Regions from separate parts of the Homo sapiens genome. Here region 1 is linked to region 2. The links are chromatin loops, found by intact Hi-C in ENCODE. Cell type or tissue: mammary epithelial cell. All regions are shown on one strand. Each heading gives the region's core, and the rest is flanking DNA. Links, peaks and the distances in the headings are about the cores only.

Region 1 (8,082 bases), core at 1,766-6,765, 380 kb after region 2:
TTTCAAAATTTATTCTTAAACTAAGGGTGCTTTTATTCTCAAGACATCAGGACATTAGGACATTTCCTAGGTCTGCTAAGTCCTGGATCTGTCAAGTTCTGGATCTGTTCAGTAAACATTATTAACCTGTTCCCTTAACTAAATATCCTGTGACTAAGAATGCCTAACTTTCTGGGAATGCAGCCCAGCAGGTCTCAGCCTCATTTTACCCAGCCCCTATTCAAGATGGAGTCGCTCTGGTTTGAACGCCTCTGACGGAAACCTTCCAAATGTCAGAGACAAGGCAAAGTAGCTTGGGTCACCAGGTGGGCAGTGGTGTTATGTACAGAGTTGGGGAAGGCTGGAGTACATTCGCAAAGTGGAAAGGCAATGGTTTAGATTCATCTACTCCCTGCATACACAGCAAAAAGAAACCTCTAAGATACCATCTCTGCCAGCCCAATATGTGGCCAGAGGATCATTTCTTTGGATAGTGTTTCCTCCAAGGGGTTGGTTCATGGACTTCCATACTTCCCCACTGCTCACTCCCATTGCCATTTACTCCCACTACCCAAAAAACACCTCTTAAATCCCCTGACTGATATATGAAATTTTGTCCTTAAAGCTAGGTTCAATCACAATTAAAATGTTAACAAGAGTATCATCTTGAATGTTTTTATTATGTGTATATCTAAAACAAATACAGCAAAATATTGGCATTGTTTATTATCTCTGAATGGTAGTATCATAAGTGATTGTGATTTAAATTTGCTTATTAAGACATTTCTGTATTTTCTAAGCCTTTTATAATAAACAAAACTTTTCTTATAAAATACATTTTAAAAAATTAAATTTCTAGGATGGTTCACAAATTTTTTTAAAAAAGAGTTCATGCTTCTGAGAAAAAATAAATCTTATTATCCCGATCCCTATTCTCTTTTTTCTCTGTACTTGCAAACAGCACTCCAGTAGACAATATATTATTATTGACTCATAATCACAGAGAAAAAACATCTTTAAGTTTATTTAAAATCTGACCCAACTTCCAATTAAGTTAATACACTTATAATTTTCTTTTTTCCCTTTTTTTTGAGACAGAGTCTCACTCTGTGGCCCAGGCTGGAGTGCAGTGGCATGATCATGGCTCACTGCAACCTCCGCCTCCCAAGTTCAAATGATTCTCGTGCCTCAGCCTCCCAAGTAGCTGAGATTATAGGCATGTGCCACGCAAGGCTAATTTTTGTATTTTTAATAGAGATGTGGTCTCACCATGTTGGCCAGCCTGGTCTCAAACTCCTGGCCTCAAGTGATCTGCCCACCTCAGCTTCCCAAAGTGCTGGGATTACAGGCATGAGCCACCACACCCGGCCACAATTTCCTATATATTTTAAATTATTTAAATTATATATAAATATGTAATACAAACTGCATTTATATTATACTTTAAATTAATTACATATAGCTCAAATATATAACTAATGAATTGATAAGCTTACAGTCCTACAGTTTTAGCATAATATGGTGATGAAAATCTAAAAAAAGAATAATGTTCCATGTTTGCTTAGTCACAGAGTTTTCTGACTAAGCAGTCTACTCTGTAGACTAAATCACACCTGCTTTTCTCAGGAATAATGTAGAGTATGAATGTCTTCTGATGAAAGTGGCCATCTGAAGCTTCAGTAATATATTTGAATGTCTACTTTATAATCTGTTTTCCCTGGCACCAAATGATGTTTGTTCAGATTTGCTATTCCTTAAAGCAGCGGTCCCCAAACTTTTTGGCACCTGGGATGGGTTTTGTGGAAAACAATTTTTCCGTGAATGGGGCTGGAGGGGGATGGTTTCAGGATGAAGCTGTTCCACCTCAAATCATCAGATATTAGTTAGATTATCATAAGGAGCATGCAACCTAGATCCCTTGCATGCGCAGTTCACAGTAGGGTTTGCACTCCTATGAGAATCTGATGTGGCCTCTGATCTGACAGGAGGTGGAGTTCAGGCATTAATGCTTGCTCGCCTCCCACTGTGCGGCCAGGTTCCTAACAGGACATGGACTTGTGCTTGTCCATAACCTGGGGCTTGGGGACCTCTGCCTTAAAGAGTTGTATTAATGTCTAAGGATTGACAGACACTCAGGCATATTGAAGTGAATACACTGAACACATTTCAGGTTTTCTACTCTGTTGGCCTCTTTTATCTCCCTTGGGGGCAAATTAATTCCCACCTTAACTTGTGAAACCATGTTCTGTGCAATGTTCAGCTCCAGCTCAGAGTGCCTCCTCTTCATGTTCTGCAGTTGCTGATCAGCATCTTGCAGGTAAATCCAGAGCTCAGACTTCAGGTGCTTGATCTCTTCCCAGCCCTGAGTTAAGTTCTGGGCCTGGACAAGCTTTTGTTCAATCTTGAGAAAACACAGAGATAAAAGTTAGCAACCATACATGGAAACATTTATGGTTAATGAATCAGAGATGGAACTTTCCAGCTGGCCTGTGCACTCATTTGACACACACATACACACGCAAACTCACACACACAAATACATAAATTTAAAAAGTACTTCTTTATTTGCTTCAGGAAAAGCAGATTTTTTTTAAAAAAATGTAGGGTTCCTAAAGACTTTAAATGTCTACAAGTTATGCTATATGGTTTTAATCAGTGTTGTGAAACTCTAATAATTTTTTTTTTTTTTTGAGACAGAGTTTCGCTCTTGTTGCCCAGGCTGGAGTGCAATGGCACGATCTCGGCTCACAGCAATCTCTGCCTCCCGGGTTCAAGTGATTCTCCTGCCTCAGCCTCCTGAGTAGCTGGGATTACAGGCTTGCGCCGTCACACCCAACTAATTTTGTATTTTTAGTAGAGACAGGGTTTCTCTACGTTGGTCAGGCTGGTCTCGAACTCCCAACCTCAGATAATACGCCCGCCTTGGCCTCCCAAAGTGCTGGGATTACAGGAGTGAGCCACTGCGCCCAGCGAAACTCTAATAAGTTTTATCAATGTATTAGGTCTAAAGCTGCTCTGATGGTTTTTCCCATTGGGCATTTCAGTAGATTCATCTGTATGACTCATGAATTTGGTGTTAAGGTTAACTAGAAAAGACTTCTGTTATTCTCTGTTGCACATTTGTTCATCTGTCTTACAACATGCTGAATTATTAATGTTTTGGATATGTCTTTGATCTGCTTCACTGGTTTTTGAAGCTGTGTAATTTGTTTCAATAAATCATTTCTGTAAAAATAAATGGGTTACATTGGCTGGGAATGGTGGCTCGTGTCTGTAATCCTAGCACTTTGGGAGGCCAAGTCAGGTGGATTGCCTGAGCTCAGGAATTCGAGACCCACCTGGGCAACACAGTGAAACCCTTTCTCTACTAAAATACCAAAAAGTAGCCAGGCATGGTGGTGTGTGCCTGTAGTCCCAGCTACTCGGGAGGTTGAGGCACAAGAATTGCTTGAATGTGGGAGGCGGAGGTTGCAGTGAGCCAAAATTGCGCCACTGTGCTCCGGCCTGGGAAACAGAGTGAGACTCTTTCTCCAAAATAAAATAAAATAAAATAAATGGGTTACATCGTCTTTTGTAAGGATTTAAAAACAGATTTGATAATATTAAAGAGAAAAACCTTATTATTTTGACATTTTTTTCCTGTGAATCATTTTACTGTTCTGTGAATATTTAATAAATTAAATACCAAAACTAAGTCTTATTTTTCTTTTAAACTCAAGTGTGGGCCAGGCGTGGTGGCTCATGCCTGTAATCCCAGCACTTTGGTAGGCCAAGGAGGGAGGATTGCTTGAGCCCAGGAGTTCGAGACCAGCCTGGGAAACACAGCGAAGCCCTGTCTCTACAAAAAGTATAAAAATTAGCTGGGTGTGATGGTGTGTGCCTATAGTCCCAGCTATTGGGAGGCGGAGGTGGGAGGATCACCTGAGCCCAGGAGGTTGAGGCTTCAGTCAGTGATGATAACGCCACTGCACTCCAGACTGGTTGGCAGAGTGTCTCAAAATAAAGAAACAAACAAACAAACAAACGAGCAAACAAACCCAAATGTGTTTCATGGAAGAGTTTAAGGCTGCAGTGGCAGCAGCCGGGAAAATACGCCTCCAGTGCTGCCATCTGTCTGTGTGGGCCGGTACTGCTAGCTCATCATAGCCCAGACAGTTTCAAAATCCTTCTGAACACCACACTTTACCAATGAACTAGAAGGATTGTGACAGATGGCATGCTCTTTGACATCCTTGATATAATAAAGAAAGGGTCAAGAGCCCCTTTCATATTAAGTATTGCCTAAAGAAAAAGGTGGAAAAGGAGAAAAGAACAAAAAAAGGTGTGGCAAGATAGGAAAATTGAGAGAATGGTCATTAAGGAGGAGAAAAAAGAAAGGTTCTAATGGGCAGCGAATGAATGGGACTAAGTGATTCAGTCCCAATCTGATGTCATCAATGTCAGGATGTGCTTAATTTTCTATGAGTTAGCTGAAATTCAAATATCTATTTATTATAATGGCTGTAGAACCATTACATACAGCAAGAACAAGCCAAGAGCTATTTTCTTTCAATCTCACATGAAACATTCAAGCAAGAGAATATAATAAAACAAACAAATTCAATGTGATTTTTCATTTTCTTACCGTTTGCTCTGTTTGTTGAATGTCTTTTGCTGTGGTTTTCACCGAAGCATTTGACAGGTCACACATGGAGCAAAGGAGATCTAGGTAGGTCCTTGCCTGCTCTTGCAAAGCTCTGAAGTGTTTGACCTGGAAAAGGCAGTTATCAGAGTGAAAGAGATGCATCAGCTATTTAGATAGCAAATACTTGTATCATTTGGAATATTCTGTTGACATTTCAAAAATAGTCTTGCTATGCTCAGTGTTTTCACCATTGTGTTCAAGTGACATATATTAGTGACTCACAGGAAAAAATTTAAATCACCAATGGGGATTTATTTGTCCACCATTTGCTTCTCCTTGTAAGTAAAGTATTCTGTATGGTCTGGGAAAGGGGAAAACGCAAGAAACTTCTATAATCTTTCCAGATTATTTGCTCACATGCCAGCTTATTTTCCATTCCAGAGAAAGAATTTGTAGCCTACGCTGTCCTGCCTCTTAACATGCTTTTGCATATCTTAGAGACAGAAGGCAAAGGTCCGTGAGTTGGTAGGTTTCATTGGAGTGAGGTTAAAACACAGATGTCTGGGCTTCTTTACTTTGCAGGAGATTCATCTTGTATTATTCTCTTTCCACAAGCCCAAGAAAGGCTTCTCCAGGTGGATCTTTAATCTATTTATAGAAACAAAGAAATGTGTTTCTTTGCAGATGCGCAGATTCTACTCAGGCTCCATTTTAGATACTGGGCATAGAGCAGCCCATAAAGCAAAACCCTTGCTCCCAGGGAGTTGACATTCTTAGGAAGGAGATAAATAATATATAAATAAACAAACTTGCACTGGGATGTTTAGTAGTTTTAAATATCATGTGGGAAAATCAAGGTGCTAAGCAGATAGCGTATGAGGAAGAAGGACTGCCACTTCAGGGACAGTGTATCTCCCAGGCCCCTCTGAGGAAACGACCTGAATGCATGGCATGGCATAAGGTAAGAACATTCCAGGCAGGTGGATGTGGTGGGTAGAGAGACAGCAAATGCAAAGCCCTGAGGCTGGAGCAGAGTGAATCAGGTGTGAGCAGAGGTCGGAGGGTGGGCGGGGGCAAGTCATGGAGCCCCTTACAAGGAGAGCTGACCATACATCCCAATTTGCTGGGTTTTGTCTCTAGTCTAGAGTTTCTCAACTCAGAACTATTGACAGTTGACTCCAAATAATTCTTTGTTGTGGGGCTGACTTATAGCTTGCTAGAACGTCAGCAGCATCCTTCGCGTCTACCCACTTAATGCCAGCAGTGTCCCCACCACTCCCAGTTGTAACAACCAACAACGTGTTCAGACAGTGCCAAATGTCCCTTGTAGGAGCAAAGTCACCATCTCCTCCACCCCAGTTGTGAACCACTGCGCTAGTCCCATTGGATTATGTAAAGCAGACTCTGTCTTATCAAGAAGGTTCCATTTGAGAAAACAAATTCTATAATCAGCCTGTTCATAAGCCGTGGTAAGAAAGTTGGAATTTAAGTGTGATGGGAAAATATCGGGAGCATCATGATCTGAAACAGGCTTTCAAAGACTCCCTCCGAACATCACGTGGAGAACGGCTTGCCACAGGGGTGGCAGGCAGCTATGGTGTCCAGGTGTTAGGCTACTGCAGGGATCAGATGAACCATGAAGATGGCCTGACAGGGGGTGGTGGCTGAGGTAGTAAGAAGTGGTTCTTGATTACTACATAAATAGGGATAAATAAGGAAGGCAGTATTGACTACAAGTTGCAGGGATAAAGTTGACTTCCAGGATTTTCCCAAATCATAGAGTCAATCATGGTGCCTGATTTTGTGACTCCAATCTGAGTATTTTTCCTCTGCACTGTGTGGATTACCTAGACATGCTGTGTTCCTGTGGATATAATAAACACAGATCAATTTCCCATTAAGTCAGGAGTAGCACCTTTTCAATTGAATGTACAAGCGAACTATGGTATTGTGAGTCATCAGCCACTGTGCACAAGTACCACATCATGCACCTATGACCCAGAGAAAGTTATTTGTCTCAAACAACTTTTGGATATGAGAAGAGAATAAGTTGTCAGAATTTGTATTTTATGAACATATTTAATTGAAAGGAATGATGGTATGATTTATATAGTTGATCTGATTCCGAAAGCACTGGAAGCAGCATATAGAGTGTTAGTGACCACACAGCTGCAAACGATGTTTGCTAAAATCAACTTTACAGAAAAATCTTATAGTACTTTTTCCCATTCCCTAAAGTTCACATTTTATGCCTTCTAAAAACATATAGCACTCTGAACGGAATCGAATCCATGTGCCATTTTCTTGTGGCAGCGGGGAGTGTATTATCTTCACATATGTATTGAGGGTTTATTGGGTTTACTAGACGGGTGGTGTTGGGGATACACACTGCATCTTGGTACCATGCCCATTGTAAGCGGATTCTCCAGTCACATATCCAAGCTCACCAGCCACTAAGGGCCTGGTCAATTTTACATGAACACAGTAAGTCCTCATTTAATGTCGTCAGCAGATTCTTGGAAACCGTGACTTCTTTAAGCAGGAAGTTGTATAATGAAACAACTTTTGTTCTCATCAATGCTATAACAAAGCTGCATATTGAAGGACATGACATTATTTGAGGACCTGCTGTACATGGTTTTGCTTACAGTTTCAGTTTCTAAGACCTACCGATGGAATTAAGTGAGGACTTATTGCACTTGCCAAGGGAAAAACTAAAACAAAAGAAATAACAACAAAAAATAAAAAATAAAAAAAGGGAACAAAATAAAAAACCTTTCCTCCTCAGAGTGACTGTAGTCCAAGTGTCTCCACCACCTCGAACTCCCTTCTCTGGCTACTTCCAAAGACCATTTTGAGAGACATGTGAAAGAGGCAGAAACAAGGAACCATACAGTCACGTAATCTGGAAGAAGGATCAGTATCCTCCTGTGACCACGGCTTACTCTGGTATGTGTAGGAAATCTCTTCCTGCTCTAGCAAAACATCACTGCCATTAATACTTTCTTCTCCCTTTATCTCTTTTATTTCTTTTTTGGTAACAGAGGAGAAAGATTAAGTGTTGGTCTGAATTGTTCTGAATAAAGTGCATTGGAAACAAACAGCCACAAGACAAGGTGGCTTGTGGGTCAAGGAAACTCACAGTCTAATAAAAAAGTAGAATATAGGCAGTCTTTAATTCATTTTTCTTGATTCAAGGAGAACTATGTTTCATTTGTCCTGATTCTATTCTTATAAAGTAAAATATGAACACTTTTGTGAACCATTGAATGACAATGTAAATCATTTTAGCCTTTAGAAAGTATACTTCGGGGGACAAATTAACTAGACACATTCTTTATGTGGACTCAGTGATCAAATACATTATGCTATTCTAATTTGTGCTAAAAAATTAAATTATTAAATACTGTTAATTCGTATCTGGCAGCAATAACCTTTATAACTAAATTCCTCTAAAATATTTTCCCACGGAGTCAACA
Region 2 (8,082 bases), core at 1,284-6,283:
GAATACAATCAGATTTATTTTTTCTTTATTGCTGTCTACAATTCAGAGATATAACCTGAAAAATATGTTGTCTCTTCCCAAGTAGATCTTGTAATTCTCTGAACTGTGATCCAGACCAATGCCGCCTTTACATTGGGTCTGTGGAAGTGGGAGGGTCCACTGAACCTGGTTATGAGAGGTTTCAAATTGAAAAGATTTACAAGTATGTAAATAAAATCAAATAGTCAATTAGTATCTAACATATACATGTCAAAACACATAGCCCCAATCTCATAAAATCAAAGAGATCTACCTAAATAGATTTGTTTGCCTAACAAATAGCAAGACCACTTTGACAGAATCTTTAGCATGACAGTGATTGTCAAAATGGGTAAATGGTTATTATTGCCCAGTTAAGTAATTTCTGATTTGCTTTGCCTTGATTACTCTTAATAAACTAAACTTAACATACCATAGAAGCAATATTTTTTAAAAAGAGGGTATATTCTAGAGCTAGATAGGGTGTTGTGCAACAATGTGAATGTACTTACTACCATTAAACTGCATACATAAAAAGGGTTGAAATGGTAAATTTTATGTTATATACATTTTACCAAAATAAAGAAAAGTTATAATACTTTCCGTAGCATATATAAAAAAGAAACAGACATTTCATAGCAAAAATAGGATAAAAATGATATTAAATTCATAGGGGATTTCTCTTATCTAAAACTTTAGATTTGATTCTTAGATAAGAATATAAACACATTGCAAGAAGATAAATCAATAAGCCAATGAAGTAAGGTGGAATAAATAAATAGAAATAGGTGATACTTGCGGCTCTGACAGCATCTGATAATAATAGTACAAACAGTTTCATTTCATTTAACAGTTATTTGATGAACTCCTGTGTGCTAGGAACTGTTATTTAAAAAAAGTAACTTTTATTTTAGGTTCAGGGGTACATGTGCAAGTTTGTTATATAGGTAAACTCATGGCTCGGGGCTTGGTACACAGATTATTTTGTCACCCAGGTACTAAGCATAGTACCCAACAGTATTTTTTTTTCCGAACCTCTCCTCCTCTCACCCTCCCTCACGTAGGCCCAGTGTCTGTTGCTCCCCTCTTTTTGTCCATGTGTTCTCATTATTTAGCTCCTACTTATAAGTGAGAATATGCATTATCAGGTTTTCTGCTTCTGTGTCAGTTTGCTAAGGATAATGGTCTCCAATTCCATCCATGTTCCTGAAAAGGACATGATCTCTTTCTTTGTTTTTATGGCTGCAGTGTATTCCATGGTGTATATGTACCACATTTTCTTCATCCAGTCTACCATTGGTGGACATTTAGGTTGATTCCATGTCTTTACTATTGTGAATAGTGCTGTAATGAACATACGCGTTCATGTGTCTTTATGGTAGAACGATATATAATCCTTTGAGTATATACCCAGTAGTGGGATTCCTTGGTTGAATGGTAGTTCTGTTTTTAGTTCTTTTAGTTCTGTGTGTGAAAACACACCAGAGAACAAAATTGACCAGATCTCTGCCTTCACAGAACGTTCATTCTACTGTACCAGTTATTTCATGAGGAATATGAATACTGTTATTACTCTCTGCCCATTTCACACATGAAGGAGCAGAAATGGAGCAGAGTTTACTAATTTATCTGTTGCAGATAGTAGCTAATTGTGTGCCAGGTGCTGTTCCAAGCATTTTACCCCTGTTAACTCAGCTGAGTGCTTTTATTTTCCCCATTGTATGCCCAACTTATGGATGACAGCACTGAGGTAGAGAAAGGTTAATAACATAGAATAGTTTAGTATTAGGGAAACAATTTGAATTCTAGGACACTTTTACTGAAACTTAGCATAGGCTAAAGAAGTGATCGTGCATGTTTAAAGAGTTGTATCATTTTATCATTATTTGACTTTCTTTTCCAAAAAAAACAACCCTTCTCCTTTCTCTCTCTTCCATGTGACAAATACATGTCTGTATACATACATATATATGTAAATATAAATATATATAAAAATATATATAAATATAAATAAATATATATATATATATATAAATATATATATATATATAAAATTTTTTTTTTTGAGATGGAGTCTCACTCTGTTGCCCAGGCTGGAGTGCAGTGGCATGATCTCGGCTCACTGTAAGCTCCGCCTCCTGGGTTCATGCCATTCTTCTGCCTCAGCCTCCCGAGTAGCTGGGACTACAGGTGCCCGCCACCACGCCCGGCTAATTTTTTGTATTTTTTAGTAGAGATGGGCTTTCACTGTGTTAGCCAGGATGGTCTCGATCTCCTGACCTCGTGATCCGCCCACCTCGGCCTCCCAAAGTGCTGGGATTACAGGTGTGAACCACCACGTGCGACCCACATGTCTGTATATTACAGCCGTTGAAGGACACAACTTTTGCCATTGGGCGACCCAGTCCCCTAGTAAGTGTTCAAAAATATTCGCTATTATCATTGTTGGTGATTTCGAGGATTTGGATATAATTAATTTGAGCCTAATTTTTTAAGACTATTACATAACTATACAAAAAAATCATGAGAGAGCCTGGAATTTTGCAAAACTAGGATAGAAACCAGTTTCTAAAAAGCATTTTAAACATTCAGCTTGTGTATTTCTTTTCACTTGTATTTTGTGATCTGCCTCCATGCTTTCATGCCTTTCTCTTCAAACAATCTTATTACCACTAACCAAAAACAATTAAAATTTGATTGTTTTGTTTTTACATGTTGTTACAGTTAAGAAAAAAAAATTCTAGGTATTGACCCCTGCCAGTTTTCGGAGTTAATACTAACTAGTGATTTGGGGCTACATTTAAGTGCTTTAAGCTATCCTACAAGCTTAAAGTAGTTATACATGCAAATACTTAAATGAATTAGGTACAAGAATACAGAGGTAAGAAATAGAATCTATTGTAGAATAAATCCTATTTCAGATGTGACTGTTTTAGGATTTGAATCAACCACATATTACAGAAAACCCCAAGATAAAGCCTTGGCATAACCAAGACAAAGTTTATTTTTTTCTCTCACATAAAATTAGTCCAGACTTATTTTACCAGTGGTATGGCAACTCCACAGTCAAAGGGACCCAAGCTCATCTGACCTTCGATTCCCTTATCCTGGGACAGGCTTACATTCTCAAGGTCGACTCCTGGCCTAATGGGGCTACTGGAGCTTCAGCCATCACACTCTGTGCTTCCTGTTATATCTACTGGTCAGAACTTCAGATACATCTGTCTAAAAGGAACGCTGAAAATACAGTCTTTAAGCTGTGCAATTGTACCTGGAATAAATGAGTTCTTTTAATAAAAAGAGTTGAATGGATATTTGGTGGGCAAATAGCAGTCCATGCTACAATAATAAACTTCACAATTTTAGAATTAGATATCTTGTAATGAATATTCTGACGTGGTGTCAACTTATACCATAGATAGATTATAACTTTGAAAAGGAATTAGAACACAATAATAATAAATTCACACTAAGGCTCTTTTGGGGAAAAAAAATCTCTACCATTTATTGAGTGTTTATTATCTTCACAACATCCCTATGAGTTAGGGATTATTTTTGTGGACATTTTACAGATAAAGAAACAGAGGCATTGAGATGATAACTAGCTTGACTAAGGAGTGGCGGAGCTCTGGGCAGTGTGGTTCCTGTGTGCCCATAAGGCCATTGCACAATGCTGCTTCATCATGTAATTCAGAAAGTATTGCAGGATGTGGCAGTTGGTCATCATGAATGTTCATTGTTATCTTGTGGCTTTGTGAAAAATTCTGGTCATTCAAACGATTTGACTGTTGAGATTCTGTGCACATGAGATTGTACTGTGTACATGTTTCTAAAAATGTGTGTTATAGATCAAAATGCACACACTCATTTACCTCTAAGAACAGTTCTTATATTGAAGGGAAATTATCTGTACGTGAGAGAACAACGTGGTTTTGAGTACAAGTGGTGAACAGACATTGAATAGTTGTTTTCAGAAAGCATCACTCCCCTGTACCTCAGAACCCAGCCTCAGTGCTGGTTGCGAGCCAACAGCTTTGATGTCCTGAAGTTTTTGCATCACTTCTCTTTTGCCCCTCTTTGGGATTCAAAGATGATAAGTTTGAAGTGGAGTTCTACCGCTTCCATTGGAAGAGAAAAAGTTTCCGTGTGTGTGTGTGTGTGTGTGCGTGTGTGTGTTTACGGAGAGGAGTTCTATGCATCTGCAGAGGGTGCTGCCATCAACAAGGAGAACAGAGTGGGATGAAGGGTTTGGGAAGCCAGGATGGGCATCTCTGACGAGCTCCAGAACTCTCCACCTAAGTGTGCAAGTGTAAACACTCCCTGATGTGTGAACTGGCCATCTCAAGACTAAGTATTTAGCAGGAAATGCCCCCTATTCAACCCTTGCCTTCTCAGGTGTAGAGGTTGGGTTGTCTCTTCCATCTTTGTTTGAATTATGTCATTAATCAACCTTAGTGAAAGATCACTTAGTCATTTGTGACAGCATAAGTTCTTAATTGTTAGGAATCACTGGTGCGGCACACATCTTTTTCTATCCATGAACAACGTCAAATGCTTATTTTCTCATGAGCTTTTATTTTTTCCTTTTAAAAAAAGTTTCTTAGGATAAACACAGCCTTTTTCCTTGTCTCTCCCTTGCCCTCTCATCTTTTTCTCAATCTTTATATTCCTATATGTCACTGAAGAGTCCCCGTGCCAACGCTGTGCAGTGGGAGGCTCCTACCTCCACCAGCTTTTGAGGAGGTTGTAGTCCTGCAACCTTAGAGGTTCCACAGCCAAGCTGGGGGTCTTTCTGGAGCATGGGTGGTGAATCTGAGATCTATGCACCCAGGAAGCCTGACACATTATTGTGGTGTCTCAATTCTTTTTTTTTTAATTAGAAAAATTGTATCAAATTGCATTTGGTGAGAGCAAAAATAAACTGAAGTTGGTTGAGCTTTGGAAGACTACAAGCCACTGTAATATTTAAGATTTCTTGACCTCCAGAACTAACATTTGTCCTGTCAGAGAAAATAATTACTCCTGTTGAGAATACATGCATTAAAGTAAGATGTTCACTACTCTATATGATCACCAAACATTAAATAATATGTTTTACACATGTATGTACTATGTGTTCAAGTGTTTATAAATCCATGGAGCCAATAGAATGTAAGTTCTATGAGGGCAGAAATTTTAATCCATTTTGTTCCTAGAACAGTTCCTGACACATACTGGTGTTAGGGGTAGGTCTTCAGATTTTATGGATCAAATGGAATCTCCACACTTAAAAAAACTTAGAGAAAAACTGCCTTAATGTGCCCATAGTCTGGTTGGAAATGGCAGCTCCAGGTTCATTGATTGCTTTGTTCATTCGGCACTTTTCACTGGACATGCTATGAGCCCAGCAGTGTTCTGGGTTTTTGGGATACACCAAGCCCTGCCTCCCCGGTGCTTAACATTCTAGTGGGGGAGACAGAAAGAAAGCAAACATGGTGGACAACTTAATTATCTATTTTTGAAAGTTGACAGGAACTGTGGACAAAAGAAAACAAGAGCTGGAGACAGCAGTGCCAGGGCAGGGTGAGGGTCAAGTTAGAGTAAGCCTCATTGAGAGATCTTTTGAGCAACACCTGAAGGAGGAGGTGAGAAAGTTAGCCATGTGGAGGGAGCAGCATTCCAGGCAAGTGGCCCACCAAGTGCAGAGTCCTGACAGCAAGAGCAGTTCTGGAATATTCTAGAAACAGGAAGAAGACCAATGTGACTAGAGCAGAGTGAGGCAGGAGTGAGAGAAAATGTGATCAGGAAAGTAAGGTCCTGTGGCCACTAAGATTTTGGCTTTTATTCTGAAGGAAATGAGGACTCATTGCAGGACTTTGAGAGCATGATCTGACTTGTCACAAGTGTTCTCTTTGTCTACTGGGTTGAGAAGACATCCAAAGGGGGCCAAAGATTGAGGCAGGGAGAGCAGCTAGGACAGGCTCTAGCAATCTAGGTGATAAATGAGGACCGATGGTGGCTCTGACAAGGGTGGTAATGGAGACATGGTGAGGAGTGACCACATTTCAAATATATCTTGAGGTAGAGCTGACAGGATTTTCCCGATGGGCTGGGCGTAGTATGTGAGAGAAAGAATTCAGTTATGGATGATTATTTTGTCCTGAACAATGATAAAAGTTGAGTCAACAACTGATATGGGGAAGTCTACAGGTGGAACAAGTTTTTGAGGAGGAAATCAGTTCAGTGTTGGCTATGTTGAATTTGAGATGTTTTTAGACCATCTGAGTGGAGAAATCTGGAGTTTAGGAGAGAGGCTGGACTTGATATGATGTTATGGGTCCTCAGCATAGAGATGATGAATGAGATTAGCAAAGTAGTGAGTGTAAAAAGGAAAGGGAAGGAGACCAAAGATTGAGCCTTGGGACAGTCAGAAAGAAGAGAGGGAACCCGCAAAGGAGATTGAAATGGAATCCATCTCACTGTGGCATCGTGAAAGACAAATGAAGATGGTATAAGATGAAAAAGTGATCAGCTGTATCAAATGCTGCTATTGGGTCAAGTAGGGTGAGAATTGATAATTTTCCATCTTGTCAAGAGCAGCCGTGATAGAGGGAGGGGGTGGAGATATACTTGGAATGAGTTCATGAAAAAATGGGAGGGAAGGGATTAGAAGCAGCAAGTATAAGCAGCTCTTTCAAAGGAGGGAGATGGGGAATGGCTACTGGGATGCCATCACATAGATAGGAAGGTGGAACCCTGTGCACTGGAGGAGGGAGTGTCCTCACAGAGGAGGACAGGCAGGAAGGTAGAGTGGGCTGCTTTGGGCACATGTGGTTCTGTGGATGTTCTCTTTTGACAGCTTCAGTTCTTCAGGGAATTGGGAGCAAGTTCATCAGCTGAGAGTGAACATGGGGCAGACAGTGTGAGAGGTCAAAGCGGCAAGAGTAGTTGTGCCACAGTCTTTTAGGAGAGAGGGAAAGTAAATGGAATGGGGAAGGAAAGTAAATAGCATGGCTGCTGAGCTGCGTTACAAGCCCACCCGGTGTTGGGTTGTGAGGTGTAGTTGTGGGCTCTTCTTCAGTCGGATTGTCAGCATGGGCGGCTGGCAGAGAGTTGAATCTGACAGGGCAGCAGTTCTGGAAAATGAGTATGATGAGTCAAGAAAGGGACCAGGAAGTGGAAACTGTGTGTGAGGCAGTGATGCTGATGAATGACTGTGGAAAACAATGGAGGTGAGGAGGGAGTGGATGTTGAGTGGCTAGGGGACAGTGAAAAGGGAGTAGGATCCACTAGCTTGCTGCTTGTCTCTTATAATTAGGATCAAGAGCTTCTGCCGTCTTCTAGGCATTCTGCTGCTTCAAGGGAGTCTCTGAGATTGGGTTCTGCATGGATGTATTGAAACATGCACCTAGGTGTGTTTGGAGTCCTGCCAGAGACCTGCTTTCTCTTTATTCTTATCCTGAGGCCCTTTAGGAGGCTCAGATGGAATAATTTTTATGGTTTCTTAAAACCCAAGTGGGTTACCTAAGCCATCATAGTTCTGCCCCCTGTTCCCTGAGAGGACCACGGGAGCACCCTGAAATGGGTTTTCCACTCTGCCATCCCCCACTTGCCTGCTTGGGTGTTGACCTCAGCCATCTACACATATCCCGGATGTAGTGTTGGGCCCCTGGTTGATGTCATTCCTTTTCAAATGGGATCTTTTACTACAGCAATCCAGCAACAAACTAAATAGCGATAGAGTTTTCTTTCCCTTACAAACCACAACCACAACCAAGGGAAAAACCAAACCAAACCAACCAAACAAACAAAACAAAAGTATGTGGCTTCTTACCACAGCCCCCTATCTCGCCCAAGCCTTGTGGCTCTTTGATCTCTGGTGTTCTGAAATTGCGTAATCATGTGCTTGCTCTTTTTCATTCATTGTGCTGGGCACACACTTAATGGACCCTTTCAAGTTGGTTTTCTTTTATGGGGTAAGGGTAGGCAGGACTATTTTTTAAGATTTCTTCCACTTTGTCTTCCAATTGTTCTAATGAGTTTTTTAAAATTGTGCCTGTCCTGTTTTTAAATTCCAAGAGATAT

What was found. A loop is a pair of places that touch in the nucleus more often than their neighbours do. Peaks named below come from ENCODE experiments on the same cell type or tissue, not always from the same donor. Only the 100,000 strongest peaks of a DNase experiment are listed, where the experiment ranks them.
Region 1: a loop joins it to region 2, with 28 times the contacts of the local background. A loop is called at or near these places in 1 of 110 quality-filtered maps.

What each region holds. Positions count from the first base shown.
Region 1 is chr6:152,334,638-152,342,719 of GRCh38, forward strand. It overlaps SYNE1 (spectrin repeat containing nuclear envelope protein 1), which reads right to left. Exons shown (of 146, transcript NM_182961.4): 75 at 4,604-4,729; 76 at 2,204-2,380. Among named protein-coding and RNA genes, the nearest start is that of SYNE1-AS1, 42 kb to the right of the region's middle. RefSeq lists a silencer at 3,990-4,119. In mammary epithelial cell, for the core only: a CTCF peak has its summit at 4,095; no DNase peak of the experiment used is centred there.
Region 2 is chr6:151,954,812-151,962,893 of GRCh38, forward strand. All of the region lies in intron 4 of ESR1 (estrogen receptor 1), which reads left to right. Among named protein-coding and RNA genes, the nearest start is that of ESR1, 150 kb to the left of the region's middle. In mammary epithelial cell, for the core only: no CTCF peak of the experiment used is centred there; a DNase peak (open chromatin) is centred at 3,710; H3K27ac peaks cover 849 bases.